Regions from separate parts of the Homo sapiens genome. Here regions 2 and 3 are each linked to region 1. The links are chromatin loops, found by intact Hi-C in ENCODE. Cell type or tissue: K562. All regions are shown on one strand. Each heading gives the region's core, and the rest is flanking DNA. Links, peaks and the distances in the headings are about the cores only.

Evidence for each region. Hi-C counts contacts between places; a loop is a spot of excess contacts. Peaks named below come from ENCODE experiments on the same cell type or tissue, not always from the same donor. Only the 100,000 strongest peaks of a DNase experiment are listed, where the experiment ranks them.
Region 2: it touches region 1 in a loop (20-fold over the local background); 2 of 110 quality-filtered maps call a loop at or near these places.
Region 3: it touches region 1 in a loop (2.2-fold over the local background); 2 of 110 quality-filtered maps call a loop at or near these places.

Annotation. Positions count from the first base shown.
Region 1 is chr13:27,122,380-27,128,674 of GRCh38, forward strand. All of the region lies in intron 1 of USP12 (ubiquitin specific peptidase 12), which reads right to left. USP12-AS1 (USP12 antisense RNA 1) reads left to right here and starts at 3,154. Exons shown (of 3, transcript NR_046547.1): 1 at 3,154-3,197. RefSeq lists an enhancer at 3,445-3,944. In K562, for the core only: a CTCF peak has its summit at 3,846 (motif pointing right); a DNase peak (open chromatin) is centred at 3,766; H3K4me3 peaks cover 1,074 bases.
Region 2 is chr13:27,201,257-27,207,551 of GRCh38, forward strand. No RefSeq gene overlaps it. Among named protein-coding and RNA genes, the nearest start is that of USP12-DT, 32 kb to the left of the region's middle. In K562, for the core only: a CTCF peak has its summit at 2,819 (motif pointing left); no DNase peak of the experiment used is centred there.
Region 3 is chr13:27,019,971-27,026,265 of GRCh38, forward strand. No RefSeq gene overlaps it. Among named protein-coding and RNA genes, the nearest start is that of USP12-AS1, 100 kb to the right of the region's middle. In K562, for the core only: no CTCF peak of the experiment used is centred there; a DNase peak (open chromatin) is centred at 3,141; H3K27me3 peaks cover 468 bases.

The sequences.
Region 1 (6,295 bases), core at 774-5,773:
CTCCCCAGCCATGTGGAACTGTAAGTCCAACTAAAACTCTTTTTCTTCACGGTCTTGGGTACATCTTTATTGGCAGTGTGGAAACGGACTAATACACCCCATCTTTACCGAAAATACAAAAAACTAGCCAGGCATGGTGGCATGCACCTGTAGTCCCAACTACTTGGGAGACTGAGATGCAAGGTTCACATGAGCCTGGGAAGTGGAAGCTGCAGTGAGCCGGGAGTGTGCCACTACACCCCAGCCTGGATGACAGAGTGAGACCCCATCTCAAAATAAATAAATAAATAAATAAATATTTAAGTAAAAAAATTTTAATGGGTGTGCTTAAGAACTAAACAAGGTTAATATCAGATAGTACTTTTTAGCCAATATTCCTGTCAATGTAAGGTTATTAATGAAAACTCAAGTTTCGTTAAAAACAGGAAACGTGGCCAGGCGCGGTGGCTCATGTCTGTAATCCCAGCACTTTGGGAGGCCGAGGCAGGCAGATCAAGAGGTCAGGAGATTGAGACCATCCTGGCTAACATGGTGAAACCCCGTCTCTACTAAAAATACAAAAAAATTAGCCAGGCCTGGTGGCAGGCGCCTAGTCCCAGCTACTTGGGAGGCTGAGGCAGGAGAATGGCGTGAACCTGGGAGGCGGAGCTTGCAGTGAGCCGAGATCGCACCACTGCACTCCAGCCTGGATGACAGAGTGAGAGTCCATCTCAAAAAAAAAAAAAAATATTTTACAGAGAAGATTTCATGGGAGAATGGATTCATTACAGAACTGCTGTAGAGAGACCATGGTATACTACAAGTATCATTGAACTAGCAAAGCTACAGACTTGAGTCTGGTCTTGGCCATGACATTAAATTATAAATGACCTGTAACAAATCATTCTTTCCAGACCTCAGTTTCCTCAGATGTAAAACTTCTGTCTATAGTACCTTCCATCCCCACATTTTTAGCAACATATGAATTTATCAGCTCTTCCAATTTCATTAAAACATTAAATATACAATGTTGGATAGTCTATTAAAAGTCAAACATTAACAAAGTCCTGAATGAGTTAGGAAATAGCATCATATCCTCAACAATAGCCATCCAATACTAAGAATTTGTAGGCTGATATAGTTTGGCTGTGTCCCCACCCAAATCTCATCTTGAATTGTAGCTCTCATAATTCCCACGTGTCGTGGCAGAGACCCAGTAGGAGGTAACTGAATCAAAGGCATGGGTCTTCCCATGCTCTTCTTGTGATAGTGAATAAGTCTCATGAGATCTGATGATTTTACAAAGGGCAGTTCCCCTGCACACGCTCTCTTGCCTGCCGCCATGTAAGACATGCCTTTGCTGATCTTCTGCATTCCACTATGATTTTGAGGCCTCCCCAGCCATGTGGAAATGAGAGTCCATTAAACCTCTTTTTCTTTATAAATTACCCAGTCTCAGGTATTTCTTCACAACAGTATGAAAATGGACTAATACATAGGCAATGGGGCAAGTATCTCCTTTAACTTACCTAGTATGAATTCTTGAAAAGATGAGGTCTTGTCCTTTTCACACCCAGAAATCACCATCCAAGTGAAATAATAATAGGTTGAAATTACAAAGATACCTTTGACCTATTATTTTGATAATATAAAAGTAACTATATATTAAATGTGTGAGCAACCCAAAAATATCTGCAAATAGGAAAAAAATAATCTGGGAGATGGCTATCCTGCAATTAAATAATTTTTACATAGTCAATCATGGAAAACATACAACTAACTACCTTTCACTCCTTTCACTCTGCCATTATGAAAAAGATAAAAATCACACAAAAGTAAACTAACAACCAGGAATGTTTTCAAGAAAACAATTCAATCTGGAATTAATGTAATTCCTTAACTTAAAAATCTCCTGGCCCACAATATCTACATCTAAAACCAGATTATGGCTAAAAAATGGTGTCTATGAGGATATGTCATTTTGAAAAGTTATATTCAGTATATACTATTTTATAAAGTAGAGAACAATACACCTTACCAAGAAATTAAAAATGATGAAAACATAAAAGAATGTGCATCTATCATTTGGAAAATGTATTTAAATAGCCAAACTATTAGTTTCCACACAACTTTAATATAAATAAAGAGAAAATTCAATACACTGTTCCAGTTTCATGTTTCAAGTCATATTTTAGAATGCAGCATGTATCATTTTAAGTTAGATCAGGTCAGTACACAAAGGAGAACCGCCAAATCAGGCAGGAAAAGCTTCCCAGAGGTGGGAAAAGCACGTGACCTGGTAAAATAAGAAAAGTTCTGGAGGCACAGGAAGCAGCCCATGTGACGGTGTGAAGGTATAAACACAACAAAGAAGTGAATGTGAGCTGTAAAAAGATGAATCCAAAGTATAAAGGTGAAACAAGTTCATCTCATAAATGAGAAAGGGCGAAGAGTCAAAGAGAAGGCTTAACCCTCATACCTGTTCTAGAAAACACCATGTGCCCAGAAACTGAATCAAAGGCAATGAGAATATTTATGACAAAACACATTATACAATGAGTTTGAGGAATCATAAAAAGAGTATCAAAGTAGTAGGCCTTGGGTTATGTGAAATTCAGTATCTGACTACCTGTGTTCTCTCTAGCCCTGTGCTAGTAACTGGAGAACATGACTTTTAAAGTGTGACACCCATTAGTGAGTGGTGAGGTCTTTGCAGTGGACCACTACCATCTTCTTTTTCAGTAAAACAGATCAGACACACATCTTTATTAGGAGTAAACAAAGTCTTCTGAAACTTTTGTTTCAATATGTAAGTATGTATGTATGTATTGGGTTTCATATTATTTATCACTCTAAGTTGAAATTTTTTAAATTTTATATACAAAAGCATAAGAAAAATTTCAAAATCATAATTCAACTGGGGAGTAGAGAGTGAATAAAAATTAGCTTTTCATGATTACATATAAATAAAAATCCATTTAAAAATAAATTTAAAGATGTAGAGATAAGAGAATAAGTGTCAAAACTATGTCACAACACAGGATGTACTATAGCAAGTCTGGACAGGAACAACACTGAGTGCTGGAGAACTTGGAAAGGCTTCACAAACAGATGGAACTGAGAGTTGCTTCCAAGATGGCCGAATAGGAACAGCTCCGGTCTACAGCTCCCTGCGAGATCGATGCAGAAGGCGGGTGATTTCTGCATTTCCATCTGAGGTACCTGGTTCATCTCATTGGGACTGGCTGGACAGTGGGTACAGTCCACGGAGGGTGAGCGGAAGCAGGGTGGGGCGTCCCCTCACCCGGGAAGCGCAAGGGGTCAAGGGATTTCCCTTTCCTAGCCAAGTGAAGCTGTGAGTGACTGTACCTGGAGGAAGGGTACACTACTGCCCAAATACTGTGCTTTTCTGACGGTCTTTGCAACCGGCAGACCAGGAGACTCCCTCCCGTGCCTGGCTTATGGGTCCCACGCCCAGGGAGCCTTGCTCGCTGCTAGCACAGCAGTTTGAGATTGACCTGGGACGCTGGAGCTTGGCAGGGGGAGGGGCGTCCGCCATTGCTGAGGCTTGAGTAGGTGGTTCTGTGCTTACAGCATAAAGCAGCAGGGAAGCTTGAACTGGGCGGAGCCCACCACAGCTCAGCAAGGCCTACTGCCTCTCTAGATTCCACCTCTGGGGGCAGGGCATATCTGAACAAAAGGCAGCAGACAGCTTCTGCAGACGTAAACGTCCCTGCCTGACAGGTCTAAGAGACCAGTGGTTCTCCCAGCATGGTGTTTCGAGCTCTGATAACAGACAGACTGCCTCCTCAAGTGGGTCCCTGACTGGGAGTGCAGCCTGACTGGGAGACACCTCCCAGTAGGGGCCGACAGACACCTCATACAGGCTGGTGCCCCCTGGGACAAAGCTTCCAGAGGAAGGATCAGGCAGCAATATTTGCTGTTCTGCAGCCTCTGCTGGTGATACCCAGGCAAACAGGGTCTGGAGTGGACCTCCAGCAAACTCCAACAGACCTGCAGCTGAGGGGCCTGTGAGAAGGAAAACAAACAAACAGAAAGGAATAGCACAAACAGATGGAACTAAACAAGCCAGGCTTTGACTCTTTCTTTAGGGGTATTTTCATTATAGCTTTTCATGTTGGTACAATGAAAACCCTGAACTACAAAGAGTAGGCATTTAAACGTTCCAACCGCAGGCTGGGCAGGGGACTGGGTGACAGCCTTCAAACCAGGAGGCTGCATTCGTGTCCCCATTCTAATATAAACTAAACTACTGAGCCACTGCAATAAAACACTGCCTCAGTTTTCTCATCAGCAAGACAGGAGACCAGATTTGTAGCACCTATTGCAAACCCAAAATGCTACAATTCTAAAATAGCAGCACTACTGTAGAGTTACCAAAGTTTAAATTTAGAACAAATATTTGTTCTAAACATTTGAGCTCCAAATTACTAATCTGCAAAAAAGGGCAAACAAGACTTGCAACATGGCTTGTTTCTGTGAAAAATGTATAGAAGATGTTCAGAACAATGCCTGGCACAACAGGCACAAAGCAAACTTCCTTTGCCCATCTTCCTCCATCCCAACTACAATGCCATCTATTACTCCTTCCTTCAGATGAGTCTTTCAAAAAACACAGTCCTGACACAATTTCTGTGGCTGGGAGGGAAAGTATCTGGGGGTTCTGCACTGATCTGCAGTCATCCTAAGAGTCTTGGTCTATACTTCCTCCTCTAGTGGCCTCCTCTATGTTAAAACAAAAAACAAGCTTTTGATCTGTAAATGTTCACAATGAGACAATGAGCTACTGAAAGAAATCTCATAGTTTTTAACTATCCCATCAAAGTTAAAATGTGCACCATAAAAAGTAGAAGGGTCTAGACCTAAAACTGGCATTGCACCATTGTGGTACACATGGCAGAAGCTTGCAAAAGGCTTAAAATCAGAAATCGGCACAAAGCAAAGTGACCCTCAGTAAGATATATGGTACCAATGACATAAAAGGGAACAGAGAGGTTCAGCTGCCAACACTAATGGAGAAGTCAGAACATGTTGCTAAGTCTGAGAGAAATGAAATATTGTACAACCAGTTATCAAGCTCTAATAATCACATGATCAAAGGGCCTTTGCCTCTATTCCTATCACAGGTCTTCTGAAAACCATTTGTTCCATTGCAGGAAGAAAGAGAAACAATATAATTTTGCCGTCCAGTAGTGTTTATGTTTGTGTATACATCCCATTCTCCCACCTACCCTCCATATCCCTCCTAAAAATCTTCAACCTGATAGGGAAGATTTCTGGCAAGTTCTCAAAAACTGAATTTCTTCCCAGAAGAAATTAAAAGTAGTTTACTTTCTCCTTCAACTGCCACCACAGAAGCACATATGTAACATATTAAACATCTAAATTTCTCATCTCTTCAGAAAAAATCCAATTCTATGATTAATCACTGCGCAAGTAACTGCAAATTTAAATTTACTCAGAGGACTCCACTTATGTAATAAAAAACAAGTTACATATCTGAATCAATATTATAATTCACTGCTAAATAACTAAGCCAAAACCAACAGGCATGTAATTTTAACTTTCAAAAGTTCAAACGTCCACTAGAAACTCAATGTTCCTATTAGACATGTCAAAAAGCACAGTATTCCGATTATTTTATTCAGTATTTTCAATGAAAAGTTTCACCACATAATTCATGGCTAAATGTGTTATAGAGAATATTTAGAGAGAACAAAAGAAGATTCGGATTTACCTTAAGTCTTTTAACTCAGTCAAGATATGGAAATATAAGATCACTGGATGCCAAAAAAATAAACGAACGAAAAACAAGCTTTTGATCTGTAAATGTTCACAATGAGACAATGAGCTAATGAAAGAAATCTCATTACTTCATCTCTGTTAGAAGTAACAGTAGTAATAATACTGGCTTTTCCAAGAACCACTCTGTCAAGCCTTCACATTTGGCTTAACAATAACATCAAAAGGAAAATTCTCAAATATGACCAAACTCAGCATAAGAACATACTTGAGTGCACGATGAAACTTTACAGATCCTACTTTCCTAACAATACAAAAAACTTTCAAAAAATTAATAAAATACTCTCATGGATAGCTAACATTTAAAACATAACTATATCTGAACTCCGTAACTGGCACCTTACCTAAGGCAAAAAGGGTGGGCAAGATGTGTTTTTTCAGCATCTTCACATTGTCTTCAATGCAGGGATTCACCCACTTTGGTGAACAAATTACAAGAATGTTTCATCAAGCTCTTTCTACCATATTCTTGATAATTTCTATATCTATTCCA
Region 2 (6,295 bases), core at 717-5,716, 79 kb after region 1:
CTTCATTCTTTTCCTCCAGGCACAGGGCAGGACCCCTCTGGAATAAGGATCTTATAACTTATTTTCAGAAGAAACTCGGCCCAGGTTTTATGGCTCCTTTGGGGGACAAAGAGCAAGGAGGAATTCTTTCTAGTTTCTATGACCTCCTTCTACTGTTTCCTCAAATGCCAAGGTACCATATTTTCAGGTGGCATTTCCTGTACCACATCAGTGTGTATGAGATCAGGCTCTGGCAGATCTGGAAATGACACAGAAACTTCAGGAACACATGGTGGTCCAGGCTCCCGTGGTACCTTTCCCACTGTCTTATTGTTCCTCTCTCAACACATACCCATGGCCTTATGGGGAGTTCCCTGCCCCCACTAAATAGAGGAGGGAAAGGTGTGGGTCAGCTTTATTAATGGATCTTCATGGTAAGATGGAACCAGCCAGAAATGATGAGGTGTTGAACTATACCCCACCCAGGAATGGCCAGAAAGAGAGGGGTGAAAGACAATCTTTCCAGTGGGCTTCGGGCATTAGGTCTGGTTTATTTGCATGAAAGGGAAGATAGTCTGAGCAATGACCCTCTAATCCATGGTTAGTCATTGACAGATTCATCAGATTAGTCAGCAACTTGGGAAAGAGTAAACTGCATATTTGGTGACATGGAGGGCTGGGGGAGAGGTGTGTGGACTATGCACAGAATGTGAGGATGTTTTTATACCATGTAAATGTCCCCCACAGCATCCACTGTGAAGGAGCCTCTCATTAATCCTTTTGGTCATTGGGCTGCCCTAACAAAGTGCCACAGCCTGGATGGCATAAACAATAGACATGTATTTTCTTACAGATCCAGAGGCTGGAAGTCCAAGATCAGATGCCATCAGTGCTGGTTTCTTCTGAAGTCTCTCTTCCAGATTTGTAGACAGTTGCCCTCTCTTGTCCCCATGTGGCCTTTCCTCTGTGTGTGTGGAGAGGGAGAGCTCTCTGATGTTTCTTCCACTTCTTATAAGGACAGCGATCCTATGAGATTAGGCCTCAACCCTTATGATCTCAATTATCTCCTGTCTCCAAATACAGTCACATGGGGGAATTAGGGCTTCACTATATGAATTTGGGGGCCACAATTCTGTTTCTAACAATAATCATGTGGTCAAGATGATCCAATCTGTGGATATCTATCAGTCTCTTTCCCTCACTTCCCACGTACTTGCTTAATTGGCCCATGAACAAAGCACACATATGGCAGGGATGGACGCTATGCATGGGCTCAGTAGCACACTCTCACCAAGACTGATCTGGCCTCTGCCAGAACTCAATGTCCAATCGGCCACAGCAGATCAACACTAAGACCCTAAAATGGCACCGTTCCTTAAAGAGACCCAGCAAAGACATCTGATTGCAGGTAGATAACTTTGGATCCCTTTCATCAGGTAGGAGGCAGAATTAGCCTCACAGAGACAAATATTTGCTCCAAGTATGGATTTGCCTTTCCTGTCCCCAGTATGTCTGCCAGCACCAAAGTTCATGGACTTAAAGAATGTCTTGTCTATCCCAAATGGTGTCAAAACTCAAACATCTCCCTGCAAGGGATACACTTTTCAGAGGTGGCAATGTGACAGCGGGCTCATAACCATGGAATTCACTGGTTTTATCACGATTCATTCCCTAGAAAAATATGGATTAATTGGGCCAGGCGCGGTGGCTCATGCCTGTAATCCCAGCACTTTGGGAGGCCGAGGCGGGCAGATCACAAGGTCAGGAGTTTGAGACCAGCCTGGCCAATATGGTGAAACCCCATCTCTACTAAAAATACAAAAATTAGCTAGGCATGGTGGCATGCACCTGTAGTCCCAGCTACCTGAGAGGCTGAGGCAGAAGAATCGCTTGAACCTGGGAGACAGAGGTTGCAGTGAAACAAGATCGAGCCACTGCACTCCAGCCTGGGTGACAGAGTGAGACGCCATCTAAATAAATAAATAAATAAATGGATTAATTGGATGGTGGAATGGCCTGCTGAAGACACAGACACAGTGACAGCTGAGGGGCAATGCCTGGCAGGGTGGGGTGCTTTCCTATAAGATGCAGTAACTGCCTCAAACCAGCAGCAGCCCAGGATGCCACCTCCCCCGTAATCAGATTGCATCAGCCTGGGAACCGAGGGGTGGAGGCAGGAGTGGTTCTTCGCACTATTACACTAATTCACCATGGAAAGAATTCTTGCTTTTTGTTTGACCTTGGGCTCAGTGGCTGACCTAGAAGAAATACTTCCATCAAGGAACACAAAGTAACATCCAATTGGAAGTTGAAACTGAGTGTGACCCTAAGCCATCTGAGCCTCCTCATGCTGCTAAACCAAAAGGCAGAGAAAGCAGTCACTGTATTGGCTGTCTCCATTGACTAGAAGGAAATTCCTTTGCAGCTACCCGACAGGAGAGACTCATCCAAGAGATTCACTGAGGCATCTCTTATTCTAGCAGTCGGTGGAAAGTGGTGCAACCCAGAGAGGCAGGTTCACCGAGGACTCAGATCACAGATGAAGGTATGGATCACCCTGCCAAGTAACAAACCCCACTCAGCCCGAAGGAGGTAATGGGTGGTGGAAGAAGGAAGCTATGATTATCAGCGTGGCCTCCATGACTTGTTCCAGAAATGTGCTCAGTCAGAGTTACATTTCATTGTAATTATTTTAATTGCCCCCTCACTCCAGTCTCCTTGAATCTCCCCCTCCTTCATACCTTCAATGATGGGCACTGGCAATGGCTACCATTTTAGACTCGAGGTTAGACTATGACTGAATTGAAGTCATCATGCAATGGTACAGCAGTTAATAGGAATTTTGTGGGTGCCCTCTGCTGGGAACATAAGTATTTCACCTGGCAAAAGGATAAGGGTGAATGCTTGAGGGGATCCCATACTGGATAACTTCCATTTGCCCCATCTAGCTGTCTTCAGACCAGGGAGGCAGACCTGTATGGACCGCAGCAATGGGCTCTCTTGCCCTCTGCATTCTGGTTAGATTCAGCCAATAGAAAACATGGGCAGGAGATCAAAGGATGGAGAAAAACGAAGTTGAGGTCACTATTTCCAATTCCTCCCTTGCTGGGTCACTACGGATTGACTGTGTCCTCTACTAAAAGCTTTTCCCTGGGTTTTGGTGACCATTCTCTCCATTTGCCCCTCCACCATTCCGTTATTAACTTGGGTATACCACACCATTCCCTGTTACTTTCACAGAACCCTGCCTACACTTTTGTAATAGTACCTTTGGGGTTTTCTGTTTTTCTTTTTTTTGAGACAAGGTCTCACTCTGTCACCCAGGCTGGAGTGCAGTGGCATGATCACAGCTCACTGCAGCCTGGAACTCCTGGGCTCAAGTGATCCTCCTGCCTCAGCCTCCGAAAGTGCCGGGATTACAGGCGTAAGCAATGCACATGGCCTATAATATTGTTAAACTGCCCTTGATTACCCAGTTTGAAGGCATCATCTGCTTCCTGCCAGGAACGTGCCAGATACAACCAGGGCCTGTGCATGGCCCTGGGGTTAAAAAAATAAAGAAGACCTGGTTCTCAACCTCAAGGAATTTGTGCATCTTATAGTTGAAACAATTACGTAGAGAGATACATAATTCAAATGACATGTAACAAAATGCATAACAGGGGTATATGTGAGGCATGCTGTTCTACCAAGGAGAAAGTGATCAGCTGTGCTTCCAGATGGGGGTGGGCACGGGGGAACAGGATCACTGTCCCCCGCTCCAAGATGAAAGATTTCAACTGGGTCTTAACAGATAAGTGGAAAGTTAGGAATGCCTCCTCTACACATCCTCACAAATTAGTTGGTTCTTTGATTCACCCAGGTGGCAGAAATGCCTCCAGCAATGTCTTCAGTGTGACAGGACTAAAGGAGAGGGAGTTCAGAGAAGAGACATGTTCCACACCACTCTAAGAGAGAGGCAGATGTCAAGAACAGAGGCTGTGAGGAGGTGAGGCAAAGAGCAGCTTCCCTGCCATTTTCTACACTATCCTGCCCCACAATGATGATCTCAACTCCCATTGTATATCCTAGTTGCACTCAGACCTGGGCAACCTCAACATGCAGACCCCTTCCTGAAGGCAGCATAATTCTTAACCCCTACTAAGGAGGAATGACACAATGGGCTAACATTTAATAAGTTTATTATATCCTTACCAGACGAACAATCTATGCGGAATAGAGGGGACAAAGGAACATGTTAAATAACACCATAAAGTTATAATCAGCAAAATCTAAACTGTGGGAAGCCCTACAGTATCAACTGGTTTATCCCAAAAATAAATTGCAAGGGAAGCAAATGGTTTTGAAGAAACCCAAAGATTAAAAGAGGTCTAAAAGGGCCATGTGCAGTGGCTCATGCCTGTAATCTCTGCCCTTTGGGAGGCAGAGGCAGGCGGATCACTTGAGCTCAGGAGTTCGAGACCAGCCTGTGCAACAACATGGTGAAACCTCATCTCTACAACAAATACAAAAATTAGCCAGGTACGGTGGCATGCGCCTGTAACCCCAGCTACTCGGGAGGCTGAGGCAGAAGAATCACTTAAACCTGGGAGGTGGAGGTTGCAGTGAACTGAGATCGCACCATTGCACTCAAGCCTGGGCAACAAGAGTGAAACTCCATCTCAGAAAAAAAAAAAATAATAATAATAATGGCTAAGCCCTTCCTCCAGAGATTCTGATTCAATTAAACTGGGCTTTGGGTATCACTTTTTAAAGTTTTCCAGATAATGCTAATGATTTCTTAGAGGAATATTTTTAGGACCAAGTGACACAGTCAATTATTTCCAATTAATTAATGATGCATTTGAATCAACCATTCAATCATGTATTCATTTATTCAGTTTTCAACTCTATTGACTGAATGTTCTATTTCAGAAAAATTATGTCTATGAACTTTCCATTTTTTAAATAGTTTTTACCATCTCCTAAAAATGTTTACCTTTTTTTTCCGCTGGATTTTCATTGGTTAACTACATAATGAAATTAAACTCTGAACAGCATCTTTCCCACAAATTTCACACTAAGCGCTTTTTCTAGAACTAGACAATAGCAAAGAAGAACAAAATTAAATAGTCTAGACAAGGAAGAAAAAAATCTATTTTCAGTTTATATTTTATTAGCAGTAGCTTGTCAGTCAGATGATATGTTAAAATTACCCAGAATAAAAAAGGAATGAGGCCAGGTGCGGTGGCTCTCGCCTTTGGGAGGCCAAGGTGGGAGGATCACTTGAGGTCAGGAGTTCAAGACTAGCCTGGCCAACATGGTGAAACCCCGTCTCTACTAAAGATACAAAAATTAGCCAGGCGTGGTGGCAGACACCTGTAATCCCAGCTACTCAGGAGGCTGAGGCAGGAAAATCACTTGAACCCGGAAAGTGGAGGTTGCAGTGAGCCAAGATCGTGCCACTGCACTCTAGCCTGGGTGACAGAGCAAGATTTCTCTTAAAAAAAAAAATCAGTAGTTTTTTGAAACCCTTTTTTATTTCTCCTTAAGCACTCTGCCAAATAATTATCCATATAATTAAAATTCTAGGTGACTTCAGCAGTGGGCCAGAGACGTAGACCTTTGTATCCAATGCTTTCAGAAAAGAAGGTAGAATACAAAGTTTCAATCTTGCTATGAATGCCTTTATGAATTTCTTTTATGCACATGTGCAAAAGTTGTTGTAGGATATATATTAGTGAAATTTCTGGGTTACAGAGTATGTGAATGTTTAATTATCCTAGACTCCCAGCCAAATCTAATGGGATCTGGCCTAGAGGCTGCACTTTTATGGAGTGATATAAGATCCATCTCTCCCACTCTCTCCTTTGGACAGATATCAGTGAAAATCGCAGAGTAGAGAGCTCCAAAACATTATGTCTCCACAAAAGCAATGAAAAGCTTGCAAAAATTATCACAATGAACTTTTTCAGAACTTTAGAATCCAATAAAAAAGTTACAACAACCAGGGGAAAGCTTAATGATAAAAAAAAAAAAAGCTGAGTGTCAGTAACAGAGCTTTGTGAATTTTAACTTACCTGGTTACTGTCCGCAACTTCCCAACTCAGCTGCAGACTTGAAAACTGAAGCCCATTTTCCTGCTGCAGGTTGCTGGTAACAGAGGGAACAATACAGACCTTATTCTCAAAGAATTAAAGAATTGTGGTTCTGTGTTTTGACCCATATGGTAGCTTCCTGAAGGATCTGCTCAAGGGCTTACCTGTATTTTACCTGTCTTGGAGCTTCCCCAGAGTTGAGGCTACTTCCAGGGTGGTGTTTGTCAAACAAATTTAAA
Region 3 (6,295 bases), core at 892-5,891, 100 kb before region 1:
GGTCAGGAGTTCGAGACCAGCCTGGCCAACATGGTGAAACCCCGTCCGTCTCTACTAAAAATACAAAAAAATTAGCAGGGCATGGTGGCAGGTGCCTGTAATCCCAGCTACTTGGGAGGCTGAGGCAGGAGAATCGCTCGTACCCGGGAGGCGGAGGTTGCAGTGAGCTGAGACTATGCCATAGCAAAACTCCATAAAAAAAAGAAAGAAAGAAAAGAGGAAAGCAATAATTAAGCATGTCACGGAGAGAGGTGCCTGGCAGGTGTGGCCAGCAAGGTCAGACGCAATGGGAGCAGCAGTCGGGGGCAGAGAGCAGGGCTGTGACAGTGCTGAGCGCGCTGAGTGAGGCCAGAGTGGAGGGAACTGATGCAAGGGAAAGTGAGGTGGCGGAGAGGAAGGAGGGCAGCCACGGCTCAGTGCAGGGCAAGCAGCCCTCCCGAGGCCTGAAGGGATTCATGGAGAAGATGTGAGGGCACGAGGCAAAGTTGCTTTTTGTATTCTAGAATAATTCAAAGGAAATCTGAAATCTGAAATCAGTTTTAGAAAGGTGTTCATAAAAATGTTTAATGTCATCTAAAACAGGGGTCCCAGCCCCAGGGCCACAGACTGGGTGGAGCATGGCCTGTTAGGAACCGGGCTACCCAGAAAGACGTGAGGGGCCTGTGAGCTAGAGAGCTAGGGAAGCTTCTTCTGTATTTACAGCGGCTCCCCATCGCTTGCATCACTGCCTGAACTCCGCCTCCTGTCAGATCAGCCACATCATTAGATTCTCACAGGAGCGTGAACCCTATTGTGGACTACACATGTGAGGGATCTAGGTTGCAAGGGATCTAGGTGTGCGCTCCTTATGAGAATCTAATGCCCGATGATCTGAGGTGGAACAGTTTCATCCCAAAACCGTCTCCCACCCCTGTTCCCCAGACCCTGGAAAAAATGTCTTTCATGAAACCGGTCCCTGCTTCCAAAAAGGTTGGGGACTGCTGATCTAAAGTGAATCCAGCCGGGTGCAGTGGCTCAGGCTTATAATCCCAGCTACTAGGGAGGCTGAGGCAGGAGAATCGCTTGAACCCAGGGGGTGGAGGTTTCAGTGAGCAAATATCACGCCACTGCACTCCAGCCTGGGTGACAGAGTGAGACTCCGTCTAAAACAAAAAACAAAAACAAAAACAAAAAACAAAATTAAACTCAATCCAGGACAGGCATTTCCTCTCCTGGGAATGATTTTTCCTTTCCTGGATCTGCCTGATGACGCTTGCGTTAAGCTCCCTCTGGAAACTTCCCTGACTCTTCTAGCGAGTGGAGTTTAACTCCATTCTAGCATGGACCACACTAGTTACAATGATGCGTTTTTGTGTTTTTCTCCTTAACTAGATCAATGCTCCCTAGCTGGAAACCAAGGGGCTGCATCCTACTCCTCATGGCCTCGCTAGGTAAGACTGTGTTGGCTGCGTGACCTGTGATGAAGCTGAGGCTCAGAGAGGTGCTTAGGTTCCCAAGAGCACCCTGCTGGGAACTAAAGGGGCCTGGACGCAAACCCAGGATGATCCCAGGACTTGAGCTCATTCCACTCCTTTGTGCTGCTACCAAAATATGTTTAAAGAAAGTGCTTAGTATATTAAATGCTGGTGAATAAATAAATGAAGGGATGGGTGGGTGAGTGGATAAAGCCATGTCTTTGTAAAGCCCTTCTTTGTTCATTGTCATCGGGCTGTATGGTTTAGTGGAAGGGACCCCACCCATTCCACCATCAATTATCTAACTAAATTTATTAATATGGCCTCTGGGCCTCAGTGCCTTCATCTTTGAGAGGAGCAATAACACCGACCTCACAGGTCAGGGGTGAAGGTCAAGTGTGATAATTTAATTGAAAGCATTCTGTAAATTGTAAGGCCAGGTGAGGTGGCTCACTCCCGTAATCCCAACACTTTGCGGGGCCGAGGTGAGCGGATCACTTGAAGTCAGGAGTTTGAGACCAGCCTGGCCAACATGGTGAAACCCCATCTCTACTAATAATACAAAAATTAGCCAGGCATGGTGGCGGGCACCTGTAATCCCAGCTACTCGGGAGGCTGAGGCAGGAGAATCGCTTGAACCTGGGAGGCAGAGGTTGCAGTGAGCCGAGATCGCAGCACTGCGCTCCAGCCTGGGTGACAGAGTGAGACTCTGTCTCAAAAAAATAAAATAAAATAATAAAATAAAATAAAATAAATAAGAACATGATCTATAAATCGTAAACTATAAAGTGCAAAATAAATACACAGTCATATTAAGGCCAATGATTATTGTGAATTCTTTTCATGACATCTGAGCCATTCATCCATTTACTCATTCTTAAACGTCTATTAGGCTTTTGGCATTAGGGACACAAGAGTGTAGTTTCTGCCCTCAAGGAGCTCGCACTCTGATGAGAGAGACAGGAAAGCTAACAGGCAATTATAACACAGCTGGCATGTGCTAACAGGAATCAGATAAGAATGAGTTCTTGCATTTTAGATGTGTGGAAACCTAAGTTCTCCCTTTTGCCAACCATAGTTCCCGGCTTTGTACTCAGTAGGTGCTCTACCCAATGGCTCTGGTCACCTCAGGCCAGGCTAAAGGTTCAGGGCATTTGGACATCTAGGAGCTGTGAGGAGGCAGCCCCCGGCCAGCTCTACAGATAGCACCTGCAGTGGTGAGTCAGTAGCTGCCACGTAGGCCTGGCCTGGCTCTGTGCACAGTGCCATGGGCTCTGCCTGTCACAGCAGCAGTGCTTAGGGAGGATTCATTTTGTCAGCCGGAGACGCAGTTGGTGAGGGGTCTGCACGGGAAAGCAGTGAACACATCCTCTTACACCGAGGTCCTGTTTACACTTCAATCTCCACTCTCCCTGGCTGCTCTGAGCTGAGCTCTCTTGCCCTGGGCCCTGACCAGCACTTGTCAGGAGGGGAGGGAGTGTGTTTGAACATCCACAGATGTGTTTACATTTTGGAGACATTTACCAGCAGAAACAAGCCTCGGTACTCTGCCCAAGTTCCATGCGTTGACAGTAGCAACCACACAAATGTTGCTTTCAAAGGGCTTATTATTCCTGGTGATTATAATACTAACAGTGGCAGCCCTCTTGTTTGAGGCACATCCTACATCTTAGGGCCAAAGATAAGGCCACAACCCCATGAACCAAGTGTTACTATCATCCTGACTCAACAGATAAACAAACAGACTTGGAATGATTAATTACATTACTTCCCTGAAGACACACAGTAGGAGGTAGAGCTGGGGTTTTTTTAGTTTGTTTTCTTGAGACAGAGTCTTGTTCTGTCACCAGGCTAGAGTGCAGTGGCACGATCATAGCTCACTGAAGCCTCCAACTCTGGGCTCAAGCAATCCTCCCTCATTTTTAAAATTTATGTCTATTTTTTTGTAGAGATGAGGTCTTGCTCTGTTGCCCAGGCTGGTCTCTAACTCCTGGCCTCAAGTGATTCTCCCGCCTCAGCCTCCCAAAGTATTGGGATTATAGGCGAGAGCTACTCTGCCTGGCCAAAACTGGGCTTTGATGCCATAGCCGGTGGGTTTAATCCACCTTCTATGTCAACGCCAGACCTTGTCCTTTATAAGCTAATTAGTCACAGTGATGCACCTGTTGCGTGCTGCACCCTCTGTCTAGAATGCTCTCCCTCCAATATCTGCATAGCTCCCTCTGGTGCCCTACCTGAAAGAGCACCTCTCGTCTAGCCTCCTTTGTCCCTTTTCATGCTTTACTTTTATTCACAGAACTTACCCTTAGCTGACATCACATTATGTATCTATTATTTGTTTATTTTCAGTCTCTCCGTTAGACTATAAAGTCCTCGGGGGTGAGGGCTTTGTTTTGTTCACTGCTGAATCTCCAGCACCTACAAAATAGGGCCTGGGGCCCAGAAGGTGCTGCAAAAAGATTGGATGACTAAAAGGATACATTTCATGCTAATGTGAATCATGCAAAGTTGAGATGGTGCCACATAAAACATGAATAAAGCCTCACTTGGTTTGCAAAATCTGATAATTCAATGTTTCCAGGTTGTAAGAATTCATCAAAATCACACCATTTCAAAGCTGGTGGGAAGGTGATTATAAGTAGTGCATATGCTGTTATCCAAGGTGGCCCCGTTTTAGCTGAAATCCCTGGGCTTATCTCACCCTGAGCCAGGCTGTGCTTGAACCTCAGAAGCCCTTAGAGCAATCTGGATGATGAGTGTGCTATTATTTTATCATTCACTAACATTATAATTTAAAGTATTTTCAGAACCTATAAAAATGTCATCCAAGTATTCACTATGTGCAAGTGGTATAAACTTTGCTTGGAATCATTAACTTTGGAGCAGAAATTAGATGTGACCAAATATGCTATAAAAGAAGAACTTGAAACCTCACCCTGTTAATTTTGGAAAGAGGACTCTGCAAACTCTAAGGCAAAATATGCAATAATGGTTAAAGACGTATGTGTTTTAAGAAATCATTGCCTTGATACTTTGTGCTTATTTCTATGTTTTAATTTACTTCGTATATAATATGAATTCTGAGAGTCAAACATCACCTCTAGAACATGACCACCTTGTACTACAGGGTTCGAGGCCCTCCCTTGTTTGCAGTTTCTGACTCTCCCCATAGCAGGTTTGCTGCTGGAGGGTAAACCCAGCCCAGACAGTCATAAGGGAGGTTCTCTGGCCGGTCAGCCCAGAGATCCAGAGGGCTGCTCCCCAGTCATCCATTGCCAGCCCCTCGCCTTGTGTTTATTCTCACCTTGGCTACTGGGGCTCCCATCAGCTACCCAGACTAAGCTCAGCAGACCTCTTGGGCAAAGACCTGCCCTTATGCAAATAAATGTCTATCCTACACAACAGAACCATACATCAGGCTGGAAGTGCTGAATAGACCACGTCTTCTTCCTTTGTTCTGAAACTGCCAGCCATGGGCTTGTGCTAACCTTTAGCTACCTCTTTTAACATAGAACAAACTGCCGCCCGATATGGAACAGCAGCTGACACAAATGCTAACTTCCCCTACCATCTGGGGCCTCGGCAGAGGTCTGCGTTGAAGAAACCAAAGTTAGGTTTGAAACCTCGAGACGGGTCTGTTCTGTGTTCACCAGAAGGCCACGGGTCCTGATGCCTGTTCTCCCTCCTTCTGTAAGTCCTGGGGTGGTCCTGGAAGATTTCATCTACCACTTGGGTGGCCCATCTCACAGGCTGCCCCAGAGCTCTTTACCCCCTTTCTTCTCAGCTGCGGACATCACAAGCAGACCCAGGCCCCTGGCTCATCACCCCGAGCTCTGGCAATTCTGGAACTTTAACTCTGTCATTCCAGCAACAGCCACTATACTTGCTCTTTGACAGCTCCGAGATGGCCAGTCCCTTAGTCAGTCTGGACTCCTCCCTGTATTTCCTACCGTCCTGTGCAGCCTAAACCATTGCTGTGCCATCATTTAAACCATACTTGCTCCAGCACCCTTGATCCTGCTGTATCCTCCCTGCAAACCTGCCCTGCTAAACCGGGACTCAGAATAGAGTCAGCTCTCTGCCTTATGTTCACACACACATGCACACCCAGGTTGCTTAAACTATCAGAGAATGTCTCCCTAGCATGGGTTTGGTGCCACCACCAATCCATGGCCTCCAGCTACAAGTGGCCCTCGCACTGCCTGGAAGTTCTCCTCCCCATCAACAGTCACTTCTAATTCTCTCAGAAGTTATTTCATGGCCGGGCACGGTGGCTCACGCCTGTAATCCTAGCACTTTGGGAGGCCGAGGCGGACAGATCACCTGAGGTCAGGAGTTCAAGACCAGCCTGGCCAACTTGGTGAAACCCCATCTCTACTAAAAAAATACAAAATGTATCCGGGCACAGTGGTGCATGCCTGTAATCCCAGCTACTCGGGAGGCTGAGGCTGGAGAATCGCTTGGACCCGGGAGGCGGAGGTTGCAGTGAGCCAAGATCTTGCCACTGCACTCCAGCCTGGGTGACAGAGCGAGACTCTGTCCAAAAAAAAAAGTGATTTCGCACAGTCTTAAATCTTCTTCTGAGCCCTTTCCTACCAGTTCTCCCCGCCAACTCTGCACCCCCAGCTCCTGTTCTGAACTTGTCTGCATTTCCACCCATCCTTGCAACTCCTCTTCTAACAGTGGACAGGGTCCCTCCTCCTGCCCAGCTCCACGCTTCCACCCACATGGAGGATCCCACCCCTCGCCTCCCTTCTTCACAGTGGTAACAGACTGAATAACAGCCCCCAGGACTGCAGGTCCGAATCGCGGGAAACTTTAAATGTTACCTTAGTTGGAGA